Regions from separate parts of the Homo sapiens genome. Here regions 1 and 3 are each linked to region 2. Evidence: chromatin contacts called from ENCODE Hi-C or POLR2A ChIA-PET data. All regions are on one chromosome and are shown on one strand. The core of a region is the stretch at or near the end of the contact, and the rest is flanking DNA. Distances in the headings are between cores, read along the strand shown. Region 1 overlaps DNAJC1 (DnaJ heat shock protein family (Hsp40) member C1). Region 2 holds the start of MIR1915HG (MIR1915 host gene). Region 3 holds the start of NEBL-AS1 (NEBL antisense RNA 1).

Evidence for each region. Hi-C counts contacts between places; a loop is a spot of excess contacts on that map. ChIA-PET counts read pairs that join two places held with the same protein, here RNA polymerase II (POLR2A). Pooled maps may share reads with other maps.
Region 1: POLR2A ChIA-PET joins it to region 2 with 12 read pairs in WTC11. The contact joins the enhancer-like site here to the promoter of MIR1915HG in region 2. A Hi-C loop is called at or near these places in 1 of 168 maps with a recorded cell type or tissue (naive thymus-derived CD4-positive, alpha-beta T cell) and 4 of 50 pooled maps. POLR2A ChIA-PET finds 5 or more read pairs at or near these places in 4 of 52 experiments (H1, HepG2 and WTC11).
Region 3: a loop to region 2 is called in a map of chondrocyte, with 2.8 times the contacts of the local background. The contact joins the promoter of NEBL-AS1 here to the promoter of MIR1915HG in region 2. A Hi-C loop is called at or near these places in 2 of 168 maps with a recorded cell type or tissue (Caco-2 and chondrocyte) and 3 of 50 pooled maps. POLR2A ChIA-PET finds 5 or more read pairs at or near these places in 3 of 52 experiments (AG04450, WTC11 and activated CD4-positive, alpha-beta T cell).

Annotation. Positions count from the first base shown.
Region 1 is chr10:21,755,852-21,760,145 of GRCh38, forward strand. DNAJC1 (DnaJ heat shock protein family (Hsp40) member C1) reads right to left here. Exons shown (of 12, transcript NM_022365.4): 11 at 3,319-3,767; 12 at 697-904. The coding sequence ends at 836. Among named protein-coding and RNA genes, the nearest start is that of MLLT10, 220 kb to the left of the region's middle. RefSeq lists an enhancer at 623-1,499. Within about 2 kb of position 2,025, at least 2 of the 41 ENCODE cell types and tissues checked have a DNase peak (open chromatin) inside an H3K27ac peak, as active enhancers do.
Region 2 is chr10:21,495,997-21,500,369 of GRCh38, forward strand. MIR1915HG (MIR1915 host gene) reads right to left here and starts at 1,264. Exons shown (of 2, transcript NR_160800.1): 1 at 754-1,264. MIR1915 (microRNA 1915) reads right to left here and starts at 645; the gene lies at 566-645. RefSeq lists silencers at 1-184, 235-284, 495-744.
Region 3 is chr10:21,172,107-21,176,183 of GRCh38, forward strand. NEBL-AS1 (NEBL antisense RNA 1) reads left to right here and starts at 1,884. Exons shown (of 2, transcript NR_046283.1): 1 at 1,884-2,001; 2 at 2,376-2,817. It also overlaps a transcript of NEBL not described here. RefSeq lists an enhancer at 1,463-2,353.

The DNA of each region.
Region 1 (4,294 bases), core at 775-3,274, 260 kb after region 2:
CTTAACTGTGTTCTGGTTATCTTCATGATTTTCAAGTTTAGGCAAGCTGTGTTCATCACACTATTTCCACGCCCTGAGCAAATGACAGAAGATTTAAAAGGAGCGCTCAGCTGACAGTGACAGTTCAAACATAGCATGAAAGACTTCGACAGAAAGTAATAGTATAAAATAGTGATTTTTAACTTAGGTATGAAAAAACGGTCCCAATTTCATCATTTCCTGAAAACGGTCCTGCATGTTCTCTGGAAATTCTATCAGGTGGGAACACATTTCTATCAAGCAGCTCAAACTTAGAGTGTATTACCTTATGTCCTCCTTCACCTAGACTGTTTTTTTTCCCTAGATATATTTAACTAATTAAGATAATCTCACATTGTTCTTAGCCAGCCAGCTGGATACCAACCTGGTTTTCTTCCTCCCCAAGCAATTGATCTTGCTATTCAACCCCCAATAAAGACACGAACTGCTGTGTTCTTTGGTCGTGGTTTTAGAGAAACATTAAATTTGAATTCTTACACATTAGTTTGTTCACATGTTCCTTCAAAACCACATATTTTTGCCTGATCATTAGAAAGCACTATTTGTTTATTCCCTAAGAAAGTACACTTTGAAGTGATGAGAAATAAAATAATCTGCAACATACCCAAATCCTTTTTCCCCCAGCACAGTATTTGTTTAAACAGTATAGCACAACACTCATCTTTTATTTATTTATTATTTTTTTTTACTAAGGCACATGACGTAGAAATATTGAGGTACAAAATGCAAATTTCTGCATAAGATTTTTAAGATATTCATTTTGGAAAATGAAGGTGAACATCATCTCCCAGAATATTCAGCTTTTAGCTTGTTTTTTCTTTTGGACCAGTTCAACCAGCAACTTGTACCTAGCGATACAGTCTTCCTGTAGGAAGAAAAAAAGAGAGGTGAGAACAGTCACTTGCACAAGTCAGTGTGGTCATCATGTGGCCGGTCTGCTGGCTTCTGCTCATGAAGAGCCTCACGTCCAGTCCCTCTGCCCAGAGTTCCCGGGATGTCCTGGAGTCCAGTCGCTCACAAGGCAGACCGGTCTGGGCAGTGCGAGAAGGGCTCCTGCAAGCCCAGCCCAAAGGGAAGGTGCTTGGCGTGGAGTGAGGGGCTGGGGCGGCCGTTTGTGAGGCGTACTAGCATCATAATCGGGTCTTTCAGCCTGCTAACTCTTATTTTCATGTTAACACTTCACTCTTTTATCACAACATGCTACTTTAAAGAAATCAAAAACCCTGGGGCCAGGTAGCCTATTAGTCTTCTTCCGTGGGTCTGGCTTTCCCTAGGCGCTGCTAAGACCTTTCCCGTGGGGAGCCAGCCCCCAGGACACTGGCAGAACTTGTGCTGGAATACTCATTCCTGCTCCTCCTGGCCCCACCTCCATCCCACCCTACAGGCTGCAGAGCCGCCCACTTCAGACCTCAGCTGGCCACAGCTGTCACACCCTGGGCTGGAGCTCAGGACCAAAGCAGAGGTGGGGTGATGGTGGGGAGAGGCCTCATTATTCTCACATTGATCACAGGAACTTTCCAGAATCTATTCTGTTTCTGTTCCAAAAATAATGACCCTGTGGTTCTGTAGCTTTTGCTGACTAAGGGTCCAGTGCAAAGTGACTTTATCAGCTGCCTGGGACAGAGAAAGGATGTTTACTCTCCTAGGATTTTAGCTTAGTGGTGTTATGAGAGTCTCTTCTCAGGGTTTTTTTTCTGCATCCCCAAAGATTACTTGCCTAAGGTCTTTAAAGATATCAGTCTTTCCTTAGTAGCTATGCTGTCCCTAACAACATACTGCCAAAACCAGATGTGGCCAGACCCAGCACTTAACCCCAGAAGGACAGTGTGCTCGGAGCTCTGAGCTGAGCCGTGCACGGCAGCCAGGCCCAGGCTCCGGGACAGCAGGAAGCTCAGCCCTGCCTCGCTCTCAAGTCAAGGCTTGAGGGGAACACCCGCAGGCTGAAGAAGCCCTGCTCATTGCTGGTTGAAAACCGGAAGGTTTCCAGCCCCCCAGGTATGAGTTTCTGGGTGTTCTATCCTTAGGAATCCAAGCTCCAGCCCCTTCGTTTATAAGCCAGTGTGGACTCATCACACATGAAGACGTCTGCCTGTGTCCTGACAGATGCTAGAGAAATTCGGGTAGAATAGTTACTTCTGCAAACCAGTCGGAGAGGCTGGGAGAATCTGCGCTTCTCAAATATATCAACAGCTAACCGTTTATTTTTCTCCCCAGGAACTCTCAACTTTAATCATTTTAAAGTAGGTGGAGAAAACTACACCTGTACACTCAGGGACATGCATGGCCATGAGCTGGATTTTCCAACATAGAATTTCAATTAAAAAAAATAAGAATGTAAATGAGCATGAGTGTGCCCAGAGGCGACTGAGGGAGGCACAGACAGCGGAAGAGATCGGGGCTTTTGATTCTCACTGTTCCTGGTTCCTCGACTAACAATCTAGCTACAGGGAAAGAAGCCTCAAGAGACACTGTGTTAGGATCACACCCTGGGGCTCTCTGCAGCGCCTCATGGCCAGATCACAGGAAAGAGGCCGCCCAAGCCCGGTGGGTGGGCTCTCCACAGGGCACTCCCGCCCCCTCCTCCCATCTGAGGACCATCTCAGAAATATCTGAGCAGGCACCAAGAGCTACCAGCAGGGAGAAAGGCCAACTACAAACGGCCACGGCCGTGGAAAGTAAGCCGAACCCTAGCTGTCGCCTGGCACTGACCACATACGGAGATGGCCTCAGGGCCTCTGGACAGCCACCAGGTGTACCTGCTGAGTCCAAAGTTATTCACATGGCAGAATCGAAGATGATCACGGTAATACCATCTATACCAGCTATCCCTTTGGTCAAAGATTTGCTACACAGCCAATGGGCCTTGTGATTTATGAACCCTCAGCCTGGTTCAAAGGAGCTTTCCATCCTGACCCTTCCCAGCTGCTGCATTTCACGGTGAGGCAGCGCCGGCTGAGCCTCCCATGTGCCCTTAAAACCTAGCCGGAGTGGGCGAGTTCTCAAAAAGGCAGGCAGGTGCTGTGGGTGAAGTTTCTATAAGCAGCTGCCCTGTGGGATGATGAAACTTAGAATCTTGAGCTCATCTACACACATGAACCACCTGAATGCACAGATTCACACGCTCTAGGGAGAAATATACTGGAAGATAAATGGGAAAGAAGAAATCACGGGGCAGGTGTCAGTAGATAGGAATGAGGGAAGAAGCTGCAGGCAGACAAGCTGTGGCTCCTCTGGTGGGATTCTAACACCTGTGCAGAGGCCTCTTTCCCCATCACTCACCTTGCTCTTGGACGGGACACATCTGGCTATTTTGTCCCAGCGGTCAGAGGATCCCCTTGGGTACTGCTGCAACGCCAGTTCCAGAAGTTTCTGTTGATTTTGAGTCCACGGCTCCTCTGCAGACCGAGCTCTCTCTTTTCTCAGGCTCTCCTCGTCGCTGGACTCGTTTTGTTCTGCTATGTCAAAGTCCTTCTGCCGCTTGGCTCTGGACTTCTCCTCTGGCTCCGGCTTCGCTGTAGCCTCCAGCAGCCTGGCTGGCTTCCGCCTCCGAGGCCGGGCATCAGTGGCCCCGGTCTCCTGCTCACCGGAGTCTCCCTCCTGCTCCTCCTCCGCTGCCACCCCCTCTGCGTCCTCTCGCTGGGTGATCATGTCATCGGGCAAGGTGGTGGCCGTTTTGATGGGCCTGGAATTCTGAACTGTCGATTTGAGTTCGGAGAGTCTAACCATTCCTAGGAAAGAGGGTGTGCCACACAGAGGTGAAGGGCAAGGTGAATTAAGGAGACGGTGAGAACAGCAGCTGCCGGGCACAGAGCAGGCAGCGCACTAGGCATTTTGCATGCATGGTTTAATTTCATTTCCACACTACTCTATTCTAGAAAGATAGGGATCATTACCCTAATGTTACAGATGAGAAAAAGAAGACTCAGAAAGCACTAGAGTGGGATTTGAACCCACTTCTGTCTGATTCCAAGCCTTTGTCCCTTTCTCTACTCTGAGGAATAATGGGTATATAAAGAATCAGATTGTGAACAAGAATGCAAACATCTCTTTGAGAGGGAATAACCTGCTACTCAGTATAAGAAAGGATTCACTGGCTCCACTGGAAAGACAAAAATCAACTGGTCAAACCTTAAAACTGTGCTGCCTCTGGAAGGCAAGTGTATGAGTAAATTATACACTTACAAATAGTAGCTACAGTAAGAATTTTTAAACATGGAAAAGAAACATTTTATTAAAAAGTTTATTAGCTGGGCCT
Region 2 (4,373 bases), core at 14-2,513:
TCCCGGATTCAGAAGCGGCCTCAGTGAGGCGTTTGCTGGAGGGAGCTTTCCATCATTCGGCCGCGAGAGGAAACGTGGGGAGGCGCCCTCCCCTGCCCCCACCGCCTGCCTTCCTGCCTCCCTCCACCTCCGCTCCCCGACCCCGACCGTGCTTCCCAGACCCTTTGTTCTCGAGGTTGGGAACGGCTGGGTGGGGGTTCCCCGGGGAAGAGGTCCCCCGCGCCGCTCGGAGGGGAAGGGACTGTCGCCTGCCCCGCACCCCAGCCCTCCCCAGTGCCGTCCCCCTTTCCCCCGGCCCCTTCCATCGCGTCCACGCGCTTCCGTTCTCACTCGGACTCCCCCAACTCCCGAGCTCCGGCTCCCCAGCCTGCACGGTCTGCAAGCCCGCCTCCCTTCCCACTTCCCCGCCACCTCTGAGGTCCCCGGGAAGAGGGGAGGAGAGGGAGACGTGTGGGGGAGGAGAAACCACAGAGCCTTCTCGGCGCGGAGCATTCCCAGGGACCCTTCCAGGCCCCGACCCCTGGGACCCGCTGCAGAGGCAGGGCTTTCCCGGCGCCGCCGCAGGTCGCTAGGGCCGCCCCCGCCGCGTCGCCCTGGGGCCCACGGGTGCACGGCCCGGGCAGCAAGGCAAGGTGCGGCCTCTCAGCGCCAGGACCCGAGACCCCCAGCTGGAGAGAAGGGGACACCGTGGTCCGCGCCCTGGGGAGGCTAATTGCACACGAACGCCCCCCTCTTCCCCGCCCCCCACCGTACCCTCTGCAGCGCCACCCGCGTCGCCTCTCCGCCGTGCGCCACCCTGAGGGCTCCCGCGATTGCATCTTCTTGAGCACAGTTACCAATGCGTTCAGCTTCGTTTCTTACTCGGATGGAGACATCGCGGAGGGAAGCGAGGGGACAGGGATGCGGTAGTAGGGGAAAGGTGGGGCGGGAAACCGAGCAGAGAGGTGGGAGACTTGGCTGAGGCAATGGCACCAGGCAGGGCCGCCCGGAGTCCCGAGTCCAGGTCCGCGAGGCAGGCCCCGGTGCAGCCGCGCCCCGGCCGAACCCTACATGTCCTCTGTACTGTGGACACGAGTCCGCGGAGCGCCAGTCACACCCCCGCACCCCTGCAAGCTCCCGCCGTAGAGGGGGCTCGGCACCATCCTGGTCACAAAGTACGTGCCCCCACCCCCCACCCCCAGGTGAAGAGGACGCAGCCCGGCGCCGTCAGCTCCAGGCTGCCTGGAGCCCCCTCCGGCCTCTCGGCGCGACCCTGGTCCTCAATGGCTCGTCGCGAGCTGCGCTAGCTGCTCTCTCGGCAGCGGGTTCCCCAGGACACACCCAGTCCCCACCCCCCGAGAGCTGGCGGCCAGCTCAGGATGCCAGGCGGCCAGGCGGGCGCCCTGCCAAATTCCGCGTTCCTCTCCAGGAGACGGGGAGTTGCGTCCCAGGCTCGGGAAAGCCCGCAGTTCGGGCTTGGGACTCGCTTACAAAGCCCCCCAAGGCGCCAGGGACGCCTCTGCAGGTTGAATTCCTGCTCCGTATCACTTCAATTTTAATTAATCTTTTAAAACACCGCTGTCACGTCGCTTGCAGAAAATTAATCAAACTTGAATCCTTGTTGCATAGCAAGAATTTCGATCCGAGTCTTTTAAAAAGGACTTGACTTTGCAAAGTCACGTCTTTTACAGTTCCCTCATTCCCCCTTTAGCAAGGGAAATACTGCAAAAGTCAAGACATGTTTGTTTGGTTCTTTCTATCTTCAAAATGAAACTTTGCTTATTTCTGATCTTTATTTTCCTGTCTTTGAACAAAAAAAAATAACGAGATAAATTGCCTACCTCGATTAATTCAAAGTATAATTACTTTGAATGATCTTTGTTTAAGAGCCCAGATAAACTAAGATAATCTTAATTTTAATGTGACACGACCCCTATTTTTCCTTGTGAATAATGAGAATAAAGCAGTCATTAATTAATACCAAGATATCTCCATAGAAGATGGTATCTGTTCTCGCTGAGACACTGAAACATCAGTTGTATTAGTAATTGATACTGTATAATTGAACATGAAGATAGCCGTCTATTTTTAACCTCCAAGCTCAGAGTTTATTTGGTGATTATTGAGCTCCTAATAATTAATTTTTTTCCTTCTTACTGCATAAATAATTCTTACGACTCCCAGTTCCCATGCAATGCAGAGGCTTCTCATTAAAACCTACCCCTCAAAATATAAGATTGTGAAGCTATATTGTGCAGCAACTCCTTCTATTTCATTATTTGTAACATATTTCCTCTATTTCATATCTTCCTGGTGCATTTCCTTTGCTGTGATTTTCCTACTAAATCTATGAGAATATAACTATAACATCTTTTACCATAGCTTTGTCTTTCTGTGATCTCTTGGTTCAGTTTAATACACAATACTTAAGACTTCAATTTTTCAAGTTACTAAAATTTGAGGATGAGTTCCACTGAAGAATCAAAAATACTTGTATAGTGAAGTTGCCATGGATTATATTCCCAACCTAACACACAGTCCACTTTAACTCACACTTTTCTGTTGTTAAAAATAGACTTTGCTCAAACACATTCCCTTTTTCCAACTTGAGTTGAAGAGAGTTCTCACAATTTCCTGGGTTAAATGTACATGCTAACACAACCTTTGACATTAAAAAACAAATTCCCCTCCCGCGTTGGAGAGAAGTCTTCCAAACAGTCATGGAAATTTAGACTGTAGCTTTAAGGTATCTAATTATTTCTTAGCCTCAGTTATTTTGGGGCATCAGAATGATCTTCACTTTTTAAGTGGAAATGGTTATGATATTTTTCTCATACATACAAAAAACTCTCTACTTATTTTTCCAATAAAGTGTCTCCCAAGTATGACATGTTGTATACCACACAAATATTCTTAGTACCTCCGCTACCAAATCCATGCATTTTCCCTGTCAGTGCTCTATCTAAAATTCTGGAAAGTATAGAGGGTTTCCACTTTTATTTCCCCCTTAGTACAATTAAAACTTTAGGTCAATATATAACGGAGTGATTCTCTGCACTTGGATTTTATATTTTCCCACTATAATTTGGACTGGAATGGGATTAAAACAGCATCTAGAGTTCTAATCTTGGTTGATGTTTTGGTGTATTCACCGTAATGAGTCCTATTCTCTGGGGTCATGAAGCTCCCAAATGTCAATCAAGCAAACAGATTCAGAAATGCCATTGTTCGACTCCCACGTCACTCGCCTTCCTCTCATTTTATTTAACAATACCGGAGTTCTCTGATCAGTCATTCGGAATATGAGGCATTATCTGGGGAAAATTCACAAAGTGTCTTGATCTTTCTTTGGGAGATACTGTTAAGGGGTTTCCGCAAAGCATAAAGTGCTTGTTTATATTTCTGTCTTTGGACCGCACTGTGGATGGAAAGAACCAATGAATACTGCTTGAAAGGAAATCATACCGTAAATCCGTCAAAAATTAATTCGTCCAGTTGAATGTTACATTTCTATTTTCTGTTTTCGTGTTGGAAGCACCCTGATTTGTCACCAGAGGAGAAGTATGACCAGGTCTGGGTCCAGTTGACATGCCCCCACGTTCAACCCTGTCTATTTTCACCACTTAATACTATTAATGTGTTTAGTCTAAACTAGTTAACTAAGAATTTATTTGGGGGCGAGGAAGAGCCAACCTTTGCCCTGGGAGTTCTACCCAGCCCACTCAGCTACGTCCGGGAGCCTCCGCAACTCGCATTTCCCAGTCGCAACCCTGGGTCATTCCTGCCTCCGTCCCAGCTCCCGGACAATTCCCAAAGCCAAAGGCGTCGAGCGTGTTACTGGCTCCCACCAGCCCAAATTAATAATCAGCTTAACTCGTGGAGGCTTTGAGCCCCAGTGCTCCGTTCCCTGAAGCCTCCCAGTGCGGAGCCCGGCTCCTGCGAGGACATCCTTGGAGGGGGGCCGGGGCGCAGGGACGGATTTCCTGGGAAAAATTGTCGCTGGCGTGTTGCACCTAGAGGGCTGTGGGCAAGGAGGCACGCACCAATGTCCCAGTTCTGGGCTCTCAGATCGGGATTCCTCCAAAATCGCGACAGCCGCTCAGGTGCTGGGTGCTCACGTTGGCAGCACAGAGCGCCAAATGCACGACCCCGCGCGCCGCGCGCGACCTCCACGCACACTTAGAGCCGAGGTGACAAGGGAAGGCGGCGGGGGTGGAGCCGCTCTCTGGTGGAGCATGATCAATCACTTTAAAGGGTTCAAAAGTTCCAAGTTCCCCTTTGGAGGGGAGAGGTAATGCTTCCCGCGGCCTGCTTCTCTCTGAGACCCGCGGGTTCCCGGCAGCCGCGCAACCACTGGGGATCTCGGCTGCCGCTTGCGGGAGCCCCTTCCGGGG
Region 3 (4,077 bases), core at 634-3,133, 320 kb before region 2:
AGCAGCTTCTAATAAGTGTCCCTAAGGCTGTAACACTGCGAACCTCAAAAACTAACCTGATTGAAGATGCATAGACGTTACCCAACACATTAGAAAGGTATAAAAAGCAGTGATCGTCAACAAAGTACATGGCCCCAGAGTCTGTGATATAAACAGGTAACTGGCCCCTGCCACACCTGGGTGACACAGTGAGTCAGTTCTTCAAAACAGGCAGGTCCACTGGCTCTCAAGCTCTGAGGCTGTGCCACACCTGGACAGCGTGTTGACAATACTTACGCATTACAATAGGGCTTCTTTTCATAGCCTTTGTAGTTGTTCATGTTGAGTGCCATCTTGCAGACCTCACAATGGAAACATCCTTTATGCCAATACTGGAAAAAAAAAAAAAACATTTAAAAATACAGTACAATGCCAGTTCTCACCAGGATGGGCACAGAAGGAAGGCTTTTTAGTGCATCACAGTCCCTGTAGCTGAAAATATTACAACAAAAAGAGTGTAGGGAACTGGGGATGTGTTTACCTACTTTCAGCTAAGTAAATAAAGCAGGCAGCTCTGAAAATGGAGTCTTAAAGGAAAACCCACCGCAATACACAGACGCACCATGGACGAACTGTCAAGGTTCTGTCGAAACAGCACTTCTTTGAGCAGCCAGAAACGATTTCTGAGCTCGGTTAATGAAGAAACGGGGCCCAGAGAGTGGCTTCGAAACCAAAAGGAATCCAGTTCAAAGTGTCTAAATGCAGGGTTTGTAGGATCTCAATAAATATGTGTTCACCCGAAGTCAGGCAAGCTGAGGGGGCTGCACGAGAGCTATGTAAGTACCCCTACACCTGACCAGCTTCCACTAAAATGCTGGACCTCGGACTCTGCCCGGGATGACTGTCAGGATGGCAGCTTGTTCTAAGGAAGCATTTGTATCTTCAGACGCAAATTTCCCCAGAACGCCCCTGGCTGGTTTCAACTGTCAGTCACTCCGGATCGCTCCTGGGTGTCTCTCTCCCGGGCTGTTCATCTCCGTCCCTGCCCGGGAAGGGCAGGGGGCAGGGCTGGAGGGGCCCGGCTACAGAACTACTTCCCCTGGAATTCCCCACCCGGTGGATTAGACACCCGTGGGTCCGGCTTGCCGCGCTGAGCCGGAGCTCTCCAGCAGGGATTATTCTTAGCAATGCGGCAGCGGCCGCCCCATGACATATTAATTACTATTTGCCTCTCCCCCTCGCCGCGGTCACAGGAGGCGCTGCGGGTGGGCGGTGAGGTGGGATCGCGGGCGGATCTGTGGGGCGGGGGGCGGGGGTATTGTGGAACACGAGTGGAGGTGGAGGGGGCGCGGCTCGCCGAAGTGCCCCCCTGGGTGCCCAGCCTGGTCCCTCCGGGGTCCGGGGCTGCGCACCGCCGTGCGCCCTCCGCAGAGGCTCTGCCGATGTCGCACCGCCCCGCACCGCGACAAAAGCCCTTCCCGGTTCCAACATCACAATCGCCAAGCGTGGTCTCTGACACTCCCGCTGGCGTCTTCGTTCGCGCGCCCTCCCCCCGTGCCAAGGCACACGCACACGCACCGACCCACTCATTGCTTTCCATCCCAGGTGCCAAAACTTCTCGAAGCAGGTGCAGCCCCTCGCCCGGCAGGTCCAGGCTGGCCCGGCGCCCCCTCGCTCACCTTATCCAGGCAGTTGACTTTCTCGGTGGGATACACGACTTTTCCGCAACGGGCGCACTGGGGGTTCATGATCGCGGTTCCCGGGGGCGGCGGCGGCGGCGGCTGCTGGCTCCCAGGAGCCGCTGTGACATCCCCCGGCGAGCCCCGCACCGCCTCCTGGCAGGCGGGAGGGCTGCGGGCGGCGGGCGCCGGGTAGGGAGTCGGCGCCGGGCCACGGGTGAGTGCACGGGGAGGGCGACGGGGCCTGGCGCCTGGGGCCGGCCGCGCTCTCGGGCTCGCAGGCGCTGGGTCTCGGCTCCGGCTCCGGCTCCGCGCCGCTGGCTCTGCGTCGCTCGCACTCCAGGTACGGGTGACTCACACAGTCACTCGCGCCCGCCCCTCGCGCTCACTCGCTCCCCCGCCTCGCCGCCGCCGCCGCGCAGGCCAAACCCACCGGCGCGCCCGGACCGAAGTGGCAGGGAACGTGCACGTCGGGCACCCTGGGAGGGAGGGCGCAGCGGGGGAGGGGGCGGGCAGAGACCCGGAAAGCTCCGCAGACCGCCGTGGGTGCGACTGTGCGGCCTGGGGAGTGAGCCTCGCGCCACCGCCGCTGCAGGCCGGGGAGCCCAGGTGGGCGGCGGCTGGGGAGGGAGGGATCCAGGCGGGGGAGGTGACAAACACCGGTGGGGAGAGTGCTCAAACCCGCGTACTCCCTTCCCTCCCTCTTCTCTTCCCCAGCCGGGGGCACCCTCATCCCAGGCTGACTGACGTCCCTGGCACCCAAATGTCGCGGGGAGTGCGGGGCCAGGGTGCGCCCTCCCTCCTCCTCCAGCCAGTGAAACCCGGGACAGCGGCACCCAGCCCCAGGGCGGAGGCCGTCTCTGCTGCGCGCAGCGACGCACCCAGGCCCAAGGGCCGGGAGATCCGCGGGGAACCCGGAGACCTGCGTCCCAGAGGGGCCGAGGGTTGCACCGCGCCCGCTCCCACGGGCCTCTTCCGAGAGGACGCTTCTCCCTCGTGTCCGCGGGAAGTCCTCGGATCCTGGATGAGAAAGAGCCTTCTCTCACCGGCTCCCAGACCCCGCGCTTTTTAATACCTGTCCTTGCAGAGCGACTGGTCATTTTAGGCCCGAGTCGAGCCTCTCTTGATTAATAAATGAATATGGCTCGTTTTGTTTTAAGTGTGCGTGGATGTATACGTTGTATTGTTTTGCAATTCAACACCGCAAAGATCTGGGAAAAGTTCTTCACCTGCATTAAGGAAAGCAATTACAAACTCGTAGTCCAAACCAGAAGAGCCAGAAAATCAAGTAGAAGGCTCAGGGTAGGATGAAACCAAAGGGAACAGGAATCGTTTCTTCCTTTTAATAAGATGTCAGGTTATTGGACTCACTTGATGAGAGGCAGCAAAATGAATCGAACACAGCCTGGGTTCAAAGCCTGACCCCGCCATCTAATGATGTGACCTTCTGCAAATTCTTAGTCGCTCTATGCCTCAATTCTTTAATCTACAAAATGGGAATAAGGACGCAGCTACCGAACAGCTTCTACTCTCCTGCTGTGAGGATTAAATGAGTCAGCAGTTCCGAACTGCTTCAATCGGCCTGGCTCAAGGGAAGCTCCACGGAAGAGTCAGCTAGGATTATTATAAATTGGTTATAACAAAGAAGCGAACACATTCCGTTGCTAGCGCACAGATTAAGACTCAATAATGCCACATACCAACTGCCACTGCTCTGACAAATATTTCTGTCATTTCAAAAAAATATCATGGCTGCAGCTTTTCATGACAAAAGAAAACCATTGGTTTCTGGGCCTCTTAAACAGCTGCACTGATGGACATATTCATAATAATGCTGTACTGTTTGACTTTCCAGAAGATGTAACTTCTTTAAAGGATTCACCAAATTCAACAGCCCCTGAGCCACTCACTCACTGCCATGTTCACAAGTCCACCTCAAAAGCAAATAAAATGAGAATTTGCTGTCAGAGAGGATCAGCTGTCTTTTAAAAATATTTCAGAGCTCATTAGAAATGTATGACGAGGGGAAAAAAAGTATGTGATCGCCTGAAAGGCAGTAGTTTTTTTTTAAACATTTACATTTTCATAACTGTAGATCATGAAATATAGTTTGAATATCTTATTCTCTTTTTCAAATTGTAAGCACAAAATTCAGAGCAAGAATGTTGGTGATATGTGACATTATAGCTGATTACATCTAACCTTTGAACTTTAAGTTATGTTTAATCTTTTTTTTTTTTTCTGAGACAGGGTCTAACTCTGTCACCCAGGCTGGAGTGCTGTGGCACAGTCATGACTCACTGCCTCAGTGAGTGGCAGCCTCGACCTCCCAGGCTCAGGTGATCCTCCCGTCTCAGTCTCCTGAGTACCTGCGACCACAGGCATATGCCACTATGCCCTGCTAATTTTTGTATTTTTT